Linked DNA regions of Mus musculus: region 1 is linked to region 2. A link is a contact called in ENCODE Hi-C or POLR2A ChIA-PET data. All regions are on one chromosome and are shown on one strand. The core of a region is the stretch at or near the end of the contact, and the rest is flanking DNA. Distances in the headings are between cores, read along the strand shown.

Region 1 (7,006 bases), core at 4,345-6,844, 180 kb before region 2:
AGGAAGGAAGGAAGGAAGGATGGATGGATGGATGAATTACTGTGTAGCTCTAACTAGCCTGGAACTCAGGATGGCCTTGAACTCAGACATCCATCTGTTTCTGCCTCCCAAGGGCAGAGATTAAAGGCCTTTGTCACCATGCCCATCCAAAACCTTCAAAATACAAGAACCTTTAAAAAGGCTCAGTGATACAATAATTGCCTTGCGTGTCAATGCCCTGGGTTTGACCTTCAACACATACCATACTTTTTACATTAAAAAGTTTCATATTGCCAGGCAGTGGTGGCACACGCCTTTGATCCCAGCACTTGGGAGGCAGAGGCAGGTGAATCTCTGAGTTCGAGGCCAGCCTGGTCTACAGAGTGAGTTCCAGGACAGCAAGGAATATACAGAGAAACCCTGTCTCGAAAACAAACAAACAAACGTTGCATATATATGAAGGATACAAATAAAACTTTTCAACAAGCCAATGCTCCAATATTTCCCATAAGCTCATCCTGAGGAGCCTCCTAGAAAACATGTCTCAGAGAAACAAAATGCCTCAAACCCTAATATTCAGACTAACAGTGTTCACAAAAGACTCAGCTGAGACAAAGACCACAAGCTCCCACAAAGGAGATATCACATCACTGTAAATCCTGTCAGGAAAACATGGGTTATAAAAAGCTTTCTGACAGTCGCCAGTATTTGTGTGTTTTCATTCTTTGTGTCCTGTGTGTCCTGCATGACTCAGCAGAAGAGCACCACTGCTGCTGCTTCATTCTCAGTGCCCACACCAGGCAGCTCACAACTGCCTATGACTCCAACTTCAGGGTATCCAATGCTCTCTCCTGCCCTCTGCAGGCACTTGGACATACATGTGCAGATATAAACAAAGAGGCGCGCGCACACACACACACACACACACATTTGGAACCTGTCTCTGTGCTTCCAGATCCTGGGGCTGGAGCGATGACTCTGTAGTTAAGAGCACTGGTTGCTCTTTCAGAGGACTGGGTTCAATTCCCAGTACCCATATAACAGCTGACAACTGTCTGTAACCCCAGTCCCAGGGAACCTGATGCCTTCTTCTGTCTGTCACTGCCACTGCATGCACATGGTACACTGACATGCCTGCAGGTAATACATCGATACACAAACAAATAAAGGCTTAAAGAAAAACACCTATGATGGAAAAGGAAACACGTGATCCAAGAGAGGCTGAGGAAAAACAATGTAGTCATTAAAAATATAGGTGTATGATTTCATATGTCCATTATACACGTTATGTTCACATAAATATACAGGTCACCAACATTTGCTATCTCTGCTACACAAAAGACCTTAAAACAATGTCTGGCTAATGATAATCAGCAACATGGCACCTGTACTGGGGGTCTTAAACATCCCTGTATACGAAGAGAAACCAGAGCTACTACACATTCGGGCAAGAAATGACCTGACCTAGACAGTAATGAAACAGTCAGTGTCAGCTGGCTCAGATCAAGGAAGGAAAGAAAGCCAATTGAAGAAACCCCACAGACAAAAATTGAAGGAATTTGCAGCTTAATGAGGATTAGAATTATAAGGGAATAAGATCCATCAAAGCAGGGAGCATTGGCACATGCTTTTAATCCCTGCCCTTGGGGAGACAGGCAGGCAGATGTCTGTGATTTTAAGGCCAGCATGGTCTACAAAGCAAGTTCCAGGACATCAAGAGAAAAACCTTATCTCTGAAAAAGACAAAATTAAAACAAAACAAAACAAAATCCAAAGGGTGGTGAGGACCAGAGGCAAGGAGATTTCTGTTAGGTTGAGGCAAGCTCCAGGTCAGCCAGGGCTGCACACAAAGAAACCCTGTCTTGAAAAAGAACAAAACAAAACAAAAATCCATCAAGTACACGAGGCAGGGCCTACACTGGCTTTGCATTTGCAGATTTTCTTTTCCTTCTTTCTTTTTTTCCTCTTCCCTCCCTCCCTCCCTCCCTCCCTCCCTCCCTCCCTCCCTCTCTCTCTCTCTCCCTCTCTCTCTCTCCCTTCCTTCCTTCCTTCCTTCCTTCCAAATGCTAGAACTGTAGCAATGTACCACTTTGCCTGGGAAGATATTATATTGAAGATAACCAGCTGGGTGATGGTAGTGTGTGCTTTTAATCTCAACACTCGGGAGGCAGAGGCTGGCAGATCTCTGTGAGTTCAAGGCCAACCTGGATTACAGAGTGAGTTCCAGGACAGCCAAGGAAGGCTACACAGTGAAACCAGTCTCAAACCAAACAAAACAACCCCAAAAAACAGTAAGAAAGAAAGAAAGAAATTGCCAATTGAGGTGTGGCACTCCCTTAATCCCAGCACTCCAGAGACAGAGGCAAACTGATCTTTAGTTAGTTCCAGGATAGCCAGGGCTACATAATAGAGAGACCCTGTCCATAAGTAAAATAAACCCGTTGAGCATACAAATCACTTATGCACCTATCTGCTAGCATAGGAAAGAGCCAGAACAAGGACATGTCAAGTCCACCATGAAATACAACAAAAGATGTGCACTTGCTTGTAATCCTGGCCCTTGAGAGGTATAAGCAGGAAGTGAAGTCAAGAAGATTAAGAGTTCAAAGTCATCCTTGGCTATATAGGAAGGGCTATACATGGCCAGCCTGAGCTGCATGAGACCTTATCCTAAAGAAAAAGTAGAGAAATAAGACTTGCAGAGTACAGATGTAACATGGAAAGAAGAGCCTAAAGTGATTCGAGGATGCCACAAAACAGGGAATATGGGTGGTCTCTGGGGACTGGAGAGAGAGCTCAGTGGTTAATGTTTTCTGTGAGCAATTCCAGCTTTAGGAGATCCAACACCTTCTTCTAGCTTTCTTGGGCACCTACCTGTACACATGCCCCACCCCCACCGCAATCTAAAGATAAATGTAAATACATAGAGCTAGAGAAATGGCTCAGTGGCTGAGAGGATACTGCTCTTGTAGAAGTCCTGAGTTTGTTTTCCAGGATCTATGTTCGGCAGGTCACCACCACCACCTGGAACGCCAGCTCTAGGAGATCCTATACCCTCTTCTGGCACCTGTACACACGTACACACGTACACACGTACACACACACACACACACAAACACACTAACTAAAAATATATCTTAGCCAGAAATGGTAGTGCATGCCTCTGAGTTCCAGGCTAGCCAGATCTATATAGTAAGTTCCAGGAAATCCACCAGGACTACTAGAGAAACTCTGTCTCAAAAAAGCCTAAAATAGTCAGGCCATGGTGCAAACTTTTAATCCCAGCCTTTCGGTAGTGAGTTCAAGGCCAGCCAAGGCCTTTCATAGCTGTATGTAGTCCAGGACAGCCAGGATTACATAGAGACCATGTATCAAACCACCTTACCAAAACAAAATGAGACAAAAGCAACCGATGGATCTTTAGAGAAAAACATTAAAAAAGTAAAAAATAAATAAGTCAAAATAAGGGGCTGGAGGGATGGCTCAGTGGTTAAGAGCACTGACTGCTCTTCCAGAGGTATTGAGTTCAATTCCCAGCAACCACATGGTGGCTCACAACCATCTGCAATGAGAGCTGATGCCCTCCTCTCATGTGTCTGAAGAGAGCAACAGTGTGCTCACATACATAAATAATTTTTTTTTTTTTTTTGGTTTTTCCAGACAGGGTTTTTCTGTGTAGCCCTGGCTGTCCTGGAACTCACTCTGTAGACCAGGCTGTCCTCGAACTCAGAAATCTGCTTGCCTCTGCCTCCCAAGTGCTGGGATCAAAGGTGTGCGCCACCAATGCCCAGCAAAATAAATAAATCTTTAAAATATATTTTTTTAAAAATCAAAATAAAATAATAATAACAACCTTAAAGAAAAATGGACAAAGAAATGGGTTCTGGATTCTGCCCTCAGACTTCCAAGGCTCTAGCCCTGCCTAAAATCCTGCCAAGTGAAACTAATTTTAGTTCACTACTACCATTATAATAGAACAAATCTTTTTATTTTAGTGGCCTAAAATAAATAAATTCAAAGTACTAGAGGGTTATTCTGGATGACTGAGTTAAAAAAAAAAAAAGACATAAATCAGTTTTAGTAATTATTATTTCAGCTACATTCTGAAGTATTTGAGGGTGAGAGAAAAAGATGTAACTTGTGAAAGGTGCTTTCAAGTAGCACGGGGGGTGGGGGGGAAGGTAGGGCAAGTCAGCAAGAGATTATGTGTTTGAAATTTTCTGTAAGACTATGCAAACTACAGGAGCTGGGATGGGGCTAAGGTGTACAGTAGTTGGTTGCCTGGTGTGCTGGAGGCCCTAATTCCATCCTCAGCATAGTCAATAAATTTTTAAAAAGAGAAAAAAAGAAAAAAGGTTCCGAGCTGGAGATGTAGCCCAGTAGAAGTGGTGGCCTCCACCTGTAATCCTAGCATTTGGAAACTGAAGGCGTTCAGGATGTAGTAGAGTTGCTGACGGATCAAGAATTCAAGGACATCGAGAGTTACTACACTGCTATCTCAAAGGGGAAAAAAAAAGTTTTACACCTTGGAGAAGAATATTGATGAAGGATTGCCCTATCTTTTCAACATAAGCTCTTTCAAACTTCTTGATGTATGCAAGAAAAATCTAAGTAAACACACGGAGAACACTTCTGTAAAAGCCTGTCAGTCACCTAAGGTTTGGACTCTATTACCAACTCTGCTGGGTGCCAAACTAGTTGTGGCGACAGGCCACAGCGGTGGTCCCGACTGCGTGCCCTTCATTGCTAGCAGCAGAGGGTTTTACCTGCAGTTCTCCTTGAACCGGCACTTTCCCTCCAGGAAGAACGGACAGGGCTTCAGGGACTTGTGGGTAGGGTATAGGTAGAGGACTCGGACGCACGCAGAACCATCCTCCGCCTCTTCGGCGCCCACTACCATAGCGTTGTGATACTCCAGCGTGCCCCAAGCGCTGTAGTAGGGGGCATTCACTTTAGCACCGCTCAGTTCCTCCAGATCTGGGTCCTCCTCCTCCTCCTCCAGTGCAGAGGAGGTGGATCCCGGCTGCACCTCGCTCCCAGGGGCCGTCTCCGAGTCATTGCAGGGGGCGCCGGGCGCTTCCACTTCCTCCGCAATGGCCTTCTGGAAAGCCAGGTACTCAGCATCCTCTTGAGCTGGGCTCTCCTGGTCCACTGTAGACAGCAGCTTGCTCTTTCTGACCGACAACAGGCTGGCCTCGGTGAGCTCAATCAGCTCCTTTAGATCGCCCTGCAGCTGACGCAGGTCCGCCTGCTCAGAAGCGTCTAGGCCAGCACCGAGCGCCAGCTCTACCTGCTGCAGCTGGGCCCGGTAGGTCTGCAGGGCAGTCTCTAGGTTGTCCTCGTCCATCCCGACCCAGCAGGCAGGATTCGGAACCTTTACCGCAGACAAAAACAGGAGGAAGAGCAGTAAGAACAACTCAGGGCAACGCCGCCCCCAAAACCGCTAGGGAGCCTGAGGAGGGCCGCGGTTCCGCCGAGGGGGACCTGCACGTCACCCGCCCCGTCCTCTGCGGCCCGCAACCCCACCTCCGGCCGGCGCTCGCAGGCTAGAAGGGCTTCCGCCCTCGCCAGCCAAGCTCACGCGCTAGCCTTCTGCCCTCCGCCGGGCACTTCCGCCGGAGAGCCGAAGCTGCCGGAAGTACCTGCGCGCGGGGGCCGCTGGGATGCGATTCCGCCCGTGCTCCGTCCTTCGCTCCTTGTTCCGTCAGGCACTGTGAGGGGTCAGCGTGAGGTCGGTGGGGTTAGGAACGCGGCGGCGGCGGCGGCGGCGGCGGCGGCTCCTCCTCCAAGATCTGAGCAGGTACGGGTGGGCCTCAGCTGGACTGAGGGGCCGGGGTTCTAAAGTCCTGGAACAGGGGGACGGAAGTGGCTTCAGCTGCTGGTTCCCAGGCTCCGTGGGCCCGGCGGCGGCGGGAAGCCGAAGCCGACCCTCCTCAGGAGCTCTGCCTCTCTGGTCGCTTCCTAGACTTAAGTCGCCGGCCGCGTTTCCTGGTTCTGAGTTGAGGGTTCGGAAAGAGGAGCCTTAGGAAGGCGGAGCAGAGCAGGCCGCCACGGGCTTTTCAGGACTCCGAATTGATGGTGCATTATGAAAGATGACATTAAGTGGGAGTGGCCCAGGTCTAGCACGTGGTCAGCGATGGCATCGGGGGAATCAGGGTCAGGGATTTTAACAGAAGAGGCGGGATGGGGGCGAAGAGTCAGGATCCGCGAGGCTACACATTTGAAAACTAGCAGGAGAGGCGGACCGCTGATGAAGCGGGCAGGGCAGGAGGCCGATGCCCCCGGTACACACATTGACATCTCTCAGGGTGCCAGAACAGGATGTACACGCTGCTTTCGGGATTGTACAAGTACATGTTCCAGAAGGATGAATACTGCATCCTGATCCTGGGCCTGGACAATGCTGGGAAGACGGTAGGTCCCTGCTCTCTCACCAGTTCCCATTCCCTGCCTGATCTAACCCCCGCCCCAAGGCTACAGGTTAGTAGTCACCAGCCTCCTGAAGATCAAGCCACAGGCAGAGGCGTGCATGGCTGCATGGGTGTGAAGGGATAGGTGGGAAGGACACCAGAAAACTACTCTAGCTGCTGCTATCTAACCCCCTCTCTTTTTTTCCTCAGACTTTCCTGGAACAGTCAAAAACACGCTTTAACAAGAACTACAAGGGGATGAGTCTATCCAAAATCACCACTACCGTGGGTCTAAACAGTAAGGGGGCACCTTAGGGATATGATCTTAGGAGGTCCCTTAGAGATGGATGCTGTAAGGTCCACAACCCAGCTGACCAGTGGTCAAAACCCTGTCTTTCTATTCTGTGTTCAAGTTCCCTAGGATTGGTACCAGAATGGTTTGTCCCATCCTGGGGAGAGCTGGAACCTTGTGTGTAAAGGTCAGGAGCTAGCTCTTTCTGTACTCTTTCCAGTTGGCACTGTGGACGTGGGAAAGGCTCGTCTCATGTTTTGGGACTTAGGTGGGCAGGAAGAGCTGCAGTCTTTGTGGGACAAGGTAAGACACATTACCTGTTTGA
Region 2 (6,430 bases), core at 178-2,677:
TTCCCCTGGACTGTCTACCTGGGGCCAGGCCCACTTGAGAGGGTATCTCACCAGATGCAGGGGTATCACTGGGAAGGGTCTCAAGGAGCTGTCAGGAAAGCCTGGGAGCAGTATAGCATCCAGCAGGAAGCAAGGCTGGATTCAGTAATGTTTCAAACATACCAGGGGAGGGTGGCTGCTGTGAGTTTATTTTCTGCTTTGTGCCAAGACACAGTTATGGGGTCAGGAAAGTTCAGTGCTGTGAACCAAGAGGGGGCTCTCTCCAGCTTCTACTGGTTTCTCTTGTTCAGCCTTCCTAGTTTACAGGGAGGGTCGAGAGGGTAGGCACTGGCCTAGCACCACTTCAGCTTGGGCAGGCTGCAGATTCTGATAGGTCAGGAAAGGTCCCTGGGGTTGGTCTGGCCAGAATGGATGACTGGCTGCTGCTTCATGGTTTCAGGAGTCAGGCCACAGGTCATCGGGCTTCTGGAGACCTGGGGGGATTCTGCCGAGCTGTAAGGAGAGCATAGGTCACTGGGTCGGCATTTGCTTTAATTGGGGCCACCCCCACAACCACATGGAAGATGGACTCACCGCTCAGGAGACTCCAACACTGTAGTCATGAACGGGAGTGTGGATTTCCCGAAAAAGAAGCTGGCCCACCAGTGGCCCGGGTCGGCTTTGGGAAGACCTGAGGAGCAAAGGAGGGTCACGATGGGGTCAAGTCCTTCTCCACGCTACCCATCCCCCACCCCACTCCGCCTTAGGACGTGAACTCTGCCCTTCCGCTGGCTGGTTCTGCACTTACCCGGGGACTGGAGCACGGCGTCCCCAGGGTACTCGGCACTTCCGCCGGAGCTGCTGCTGGACGAGGAGCCCAGGCGTCCTGGGAAGGGGAGGCGGGTCAGCCACAGGGCCCTGGGCCAGCCCTGGGCGGGGCTGGCGAGGGGCTACTTACGCCGATAGTAGTCATGGGTAGCCACGAGCGAGCCGCTGGAAGGGATGGCTGCCATGCTTCAGGACCGAGGCGCTGCGGAGACGAGAGCAGAATGTGGGCCCTGGTCACCGCACACCGGAGGGTTCCCCGAGTCTCCCGGGTCCTGACAGTGCCAGGTTTCCAAGCGGCTCCAACCAGCCCGGTCCGGCTGCGTGGTGAGACAAAGGGGCTTTGTCTGCTCCTGGCCCCAAGAAGACGCGCCTCCCCCACCCCACCGCCGGCTGCCTTCGTCACTGCCCTCACCTCGGCGGAGAACCCCTTCCTTGCAGGCTTCGTTTTTAGGCCACCAGGGCGCTAGGCCGCGGAGCCCATTTGCAAAGATAACCCACGAAACACCACTTTAGGACCCACGCGCGCTATGCGCACGCGCGTACTTAGTAGCTTTCCTGCACCGCAAAAGACGCACCACTGGGAGGCGGGGCGCGCGTCAAAGCCCCTCCCGCTTCACAGCGGGCCCACCCATGAGACTTTTGAGCTCCCCTGATAGACCAGAAGTAGCACGAAGTGGTCCCGCCCTTCCCTATTAGACTCCACCCCGAGCGGAGCAAGAATCCACCCTACCTTCTGCAATGCTAGGTTCTGCAAAGTTCCACATTGGCCCTAACCTCCTTGATCAAACATCTGTGGTTTCGCTCCAGTCGAAACCAGCTCTGCTGCTTTTTTCCTGCCTGGTTCGGACTCGAACCCGGATAGAAGAGGTTAAAGAATCTCATGTGCCCCTCAGTCTGTGCCACCCTCTCGGATGTGGTCTCATGTAGTACAGCCTGTTTGGTGTTCTTGTTCCCTTTACTTGGGGCTGCCCGCTGCTTTCGCTGGTCCCCGCAGGCTTTATTTTCCACGTACCTCACTCCGACCCTTGACTGAGTGGATCTGTTTAACATAAGTAAGCACAAGCTGTTGCCGCGCACCTCCCTACCATCGCAATCTCTGTTTTCTGGGCTCACTGGATGGTGCCTGGAGCCCCCAAGCGGTCCTGTAGGGAATAGCCTGCCCTTGGTAAGCTGAGGAGCTGTCTGTCTTTCAAGTCCTGACTCGCATTGTTGTTCATCATTCCCAACCTGTGTTCTGTTTGGAGAGGAGTGATGGAAGACAGACGAAGCCTTGGGGTCAGAGAGAGCTCTAACAGAGACAGTCTCTAGTAGCTTCCATTGTTGGTCGGAGACTCATGTTTGGGGGGAATCAAGTTAGGGCTGGCCAGCATGCCCTGCCCACCCTTCCCTTCCTCAGCAGCCTGTGTTCTGTCAGACCGAGAGGATCATGAGCCAGCTTCGTGCAGCATGCTTCTCCTATAACCAAAGATGCTGGACTTCATTGGAGGCTCAGGGAGAACCGACTAGGCTGAGGCTAGTAGGATCCCAGGAGGAGGCTCTTGTGTCGCCGAAGTCTCAAGGCTGCTTGGCTGGGACCCTTTGCTTGGATTTGTTGAGACCTACTCTGTGCAAGCATTGATCCAGGCTCGGGAAAACCAGACAAGAAATGGTCCAGTAGGGGTGCTGGTTTAGAGATCATAAAGGAGATGGGTAAGGTGTAATGAAAAAGAGGTGGGGGCAGTTGACATGACAGCAGTACAAGTGAGTAAGGCCACTGATAAGGACCGTCCTGGTGACACCAGGAGGGTGAGACTTCTGTCTTCATAGTGTTATGTACTTCAGATTCTATGACTTACCCTGAACTGTCCTGGTCAAGTACATGGGCATCTCCAGTGGTTATTAGCTATTTCCTGTAGTGAAAATTCCCTCTGAAAAGAAAGTAAAGGATATATGCCTAGTTCTATTGCATCTTCTTATGCCTGCTCTTTTCTGAAGGGAAAGAGAGGAACAATGGATCTGGGGAAGATGGGAGATGGGCAAGGTCAGGGAGAAGGAGAAAGGGAGGCTGCTGTGGGGATGTATTGCATATGAGATGAGTGAAAAATAAAACCTCCCAAGAATACAAGGACTTGCTGATGATTGCACACGCCTTTATCCCAGCACTTGGGAAGCAGAGGCAGGCGAATCTCTGTGAGCTCGGAGCCAGCTTGGTTTACAGAGCTAGTTCCAGGATGACCAGGGCTACATAGAGAAGGCCTGTCTCGAAACAAACAATTACAAGAGAGTTCCAGGAACTCACAAGAGATTTACCAACACTTGCCACACTCTTCTCCAGGTTATATAAACTGTAACTGATTGCTGGGACAAGGGGACGCTCCAGCATAGTAGACTGCAACCAGGAAACTCAAGCAGCCTCCTTGACTTGTCACTCAGCCTCATATGAGCCTTGTGACTGAGCTTCTGAGTCACCTTCACTTTTGTAAGTGACCCTTACATCTTAGTAGTTTACTCATTGTCATACAGTCTGTTGCAGAGGGACATCATGGCAGCAGGAACATGAGGCAGCATGGTCATGTCTGCAGTTAGGAAACAGAAAGATGATGGCTGGTGCTCACCTCACTCTCCTTTTCTTTGTTTATTCAAGAATGCAGCCCATGGGATGGCACTGTCCACATTTGGGGAATGTCTTCCCACCTCAGTTCCAATCTAGAGACTTCTTCACAGACAACATGTGCAAAGGCTCATTTCCATAGTGGCTCGAACTCCCATCAAGTCTGCTAAGATTAACCACCAAATACCCACGCTTCCATCAGTAATTCTAGTAAACTCATTGGTTCACAAGCTAGACTTGGAATTTCTTCTTTGGTCTGTCATTAACGTCCTGCCTGCAGTGAACAGATACTTGTTGTGTTCCCCAGGAAAAGCTATGTAACACCTGTGTGGTTCAGACAAAGGCCAGAGAGACCAGGCTGAGGGGAGGGACTGTCAGGATTCAACTGTAAACTGGTTTGGAAGAAGGCCTCGTACAGTTTGCACAAACTTGAGATTGGGATTGGAACTTAACACTGTTTATCTGAAGTGTGAACTATCTGCCCTGATTTGGAGACATGGTGGTTACTCAGCAGGGACACAGATGAGTCAGATATGAGTGTGGGCCACCTCTAGGGTTTCAGGCAATATATGTAGTACATATATACAGGGGTTTAGGGCTTCCATGGGGGGAGGGGAGGACAGGGCTGCCAGGGCTTCTGTTGAGACTGGTTCTAGCCTTGCCACCTGTTTCCAGGGTTGGATTATCTCTCTCTTCATCAAAAGGCCAGAATGCACAGATGTATTCACTGAAGAAGCAATGGCTGCCCTTGTTCCTCAGGAAGTAGAGGCTGAGTAAGACCAGCCTCACATTGCCCAGCGTTTGCAAAGTTCCAGAGTCTAGTAGGAACTATGGAACATTGGTCTATTAAGGAGGTCAAGCCTGGTCCCACCTCCTGTTTGGTGCAGAAGGAGGTGCCTTGTCCATTTCCAGCAGGAAATAGGATGTATGTAGCTTGTGGATGTCTTACAGCCTGTGCTATGCTGTCCTGGAGATACGCAGCCTCTCTGAATCTGCTCTGTGGGAGTAAGGTTGGGTCCCACCAGGGGCCTTTCTGGCTGTCTCAGGGATGGACAGTTTAGAGGTATAGTCCTCTGCTGTGTTGGACAGGTTAAGGCTGCAGATGTGCTGTGCCCACTTCCTGCCAGGTGTTCTCCCTACAGTATCCTCTTAGGAGCAGAGTTTGTGATCCAGATGGTGGGTCAGCACCCAGGAAAGGAAAGAAGAAGTGCCATGAGAGTTTCCCACACTGGGGCAAGCTAACTGCTTTGCTTGGATGGATATGCCTGGGAGAGGCTTCAATGGAGAGGCTCACAGTGGGGGACCAGCAGCTGATTATCCCCAGCTGGACAAGAAGGCCTTCTGTCTCTCCCACGCCACCCTTGGCTATGATCTGGGTCTCCCTAATCATCCCACCTCATTCTCAGTGTCAAGATCAGCGTCTGTAGTAGAGTCTGAAGGGAGCGTCTTTCATCTGTCTGCCTGTCTGTCTGTCTCTCTCCTTCCCTCACCCTCTCCCTCCATTCCCCCTTCCTTCCTAGCTAAGATGAGTTCTCACTCTGCTATCCAGGCTGGCTTCAGACTCTTGAGCTCAAGTGAATCTTCTGCTTCAGCTTCCCATGTGCAGAGGGCCCAGGCATGTACCATTACGCCAGCTCTGGGATAGTCTTAATTTTTTTCTTGTAAATATGGAATAATTCATGAATTTGCATGTTGTCCCTGGGCAGGGGCCATGTTAATCTCTGCATTGTTCCAATTTCACTATATGTGCTGTCGAAGCAAGCATGGGATAATTTCTTTCTTTAAAGTAGAAAAATGCTATTTGATGAGATGGTTCAGCACTCTTGCCTTGCAAACTTGGTAACCTAAGTTAGGCCCATGGATCCCACATAAAAGTGGAAGAAGGGAACTGACTCCACAGAATTGTTCTCTGACCTCTATACATGCTGGTTAGTGTGTGGACAGAGGCCATGGGGCTTTGTCCTCAGGTCGTCCCTAGCATCTGTGCAGACAGTTTGCTATGACCTCAGAGTAGACACCTCATCCTTTCTTACCTCCTCTGAGGTTCCTAGTGAGGCTGGCTACATCACAGTCCAGCTCCAGATGTTGACCAGTCCCTGGGTCATGGCTCATATTGGAAAGCCACGGTTAGGAGCCCTGAAGTGTGACCTCCCACTGGCTGTTTGATCTGGCTAGCAGCTGACTTGCAGACTCCACTTCTCCTATGAATGACCACAGGTGAGTGGATACCTGTGGGAAGCCGCCCTCACATTCGCCGTTGCAAGATGGCGCTGACATCCTGTGTTCTAAGTGGTAAACAAATAATCTGCGCATGTGCCAAGGGTAGTTCTCCACCCCATGTGCTCTGCCTTCCCCGTGACGACAACTCGGCCGATGGGCTGCAGCCAATCAGGGAGTGACACGTCCTAGGCGGAGGATAATTCTCCTTAAAAGGGAATGGGTTTCGCCATTCTCTGTCTTGCTCTTGCTCTCTTGCGCTCTGGCTCCTAAAGATGTAAGCAATAGAGTTCTTGCTCTTGCTCTCTTGCGCTCTGGCTCCTAAAGATGTAAGCAATAGAGCTCTTGCTCTTGCTCTCTTGCTCTCTGGCTCCTGAAGATGTAAGCAATAAAGCTTTGCCGCAGAAGATTCCGGTTTGTTGCGTTCTTCCTGGCCGGTCGCGAGAACGCGTGTAAGAGATACCTGTCAAGTAAAAAGGATGAGGTCGGAGAACACCAGCCCTTCTCTGCTTGGTGGATTTTGTAGGCTGCAGTATCTGCACGGTTTGGGTACTGGGTCAGGATGTAGGAGAATGTGAAGGATATGAACTTTGGCCTCTAGCTATAGGAAACAGACACAGAGAAGTAGGTTTTTGTGAGTCCACCCTTGGTGGGCTGCACAGAGGCTACTTGGGTTAGATTGCTGCCTAGATGCTAACTTTGGACAGATGACACTAATGGCCACATATCAGATGTCCCAAGCGGACGATGACCAAGATTTCACACAGAGTGGAAAGGAAAGGCTGGGGCTATGAGTCTACATTGTAATGCCACTTC

What was found. A loop is a pair of places that touch in the nucleus more often than their neighbours do. ChIA-PET counts read pairs that join two places held with the same protein, here RNA polymerase II (POLR2A).
Region 1: a map of CH12.LX shows a loop between it and region 2 (2.3-fold over the local background). The contact joins the promoter of Arfrp1 here to the promoter of Ppdpf in region 2. A Hi-C loop is called at or near these places in 1 of 37 maps with a recorded cell type or tissue (CH12.LX). POLR2A ChIA-PET finds 5 or more read pairs at or near these places in 3 of 5 experiments (Patski and embryonic stem cell).

The regions. Positions count from the first base shown.
Region 1 is chr2:181,363,992-181,370,997 of GRCm38, reverse strand. It overlaps Arfrp1 (ADP-ribosylation factor related protein 1), which reads left to right and starts at 5,594. Exons shown (of 8, transcript NM_029702.4): 1 at 5,594-5,779; 2 at 6,287-6,393; 3 at 6,600-6,687; 4 at 6,902-6,984. The coding sequence starts at 6,301. Zgpat (zinc finger, CCCH-type with G patch domain) reads right to left here and starts at 5,575. Exons shown (of 6, transcript NM_001048148.1): 1 at 4,746-5,575. The coding sequence starts at 5,326.
Region 2 is chr2:181,182,244-181,188,673 of GRCm38, reverse strand. It overlaps Ppdpf (pancreatic progenitor cell differentiation and proliferation factor), which reads right to left and starts at 1,427. Exons shown (of 5, transcript NM_001356427.1): 1 at 1,220-1,427; 2 at 938-1,009; 3 at 788-865; 4 at 574-670; 5 at 170-492. The coding sequence starts at 992. The coding sequence ends at 375. Gm24892 (a small nuclear RNA gene) reads right to left here and starts at 5,162; the gene lies at 5,059-5,162.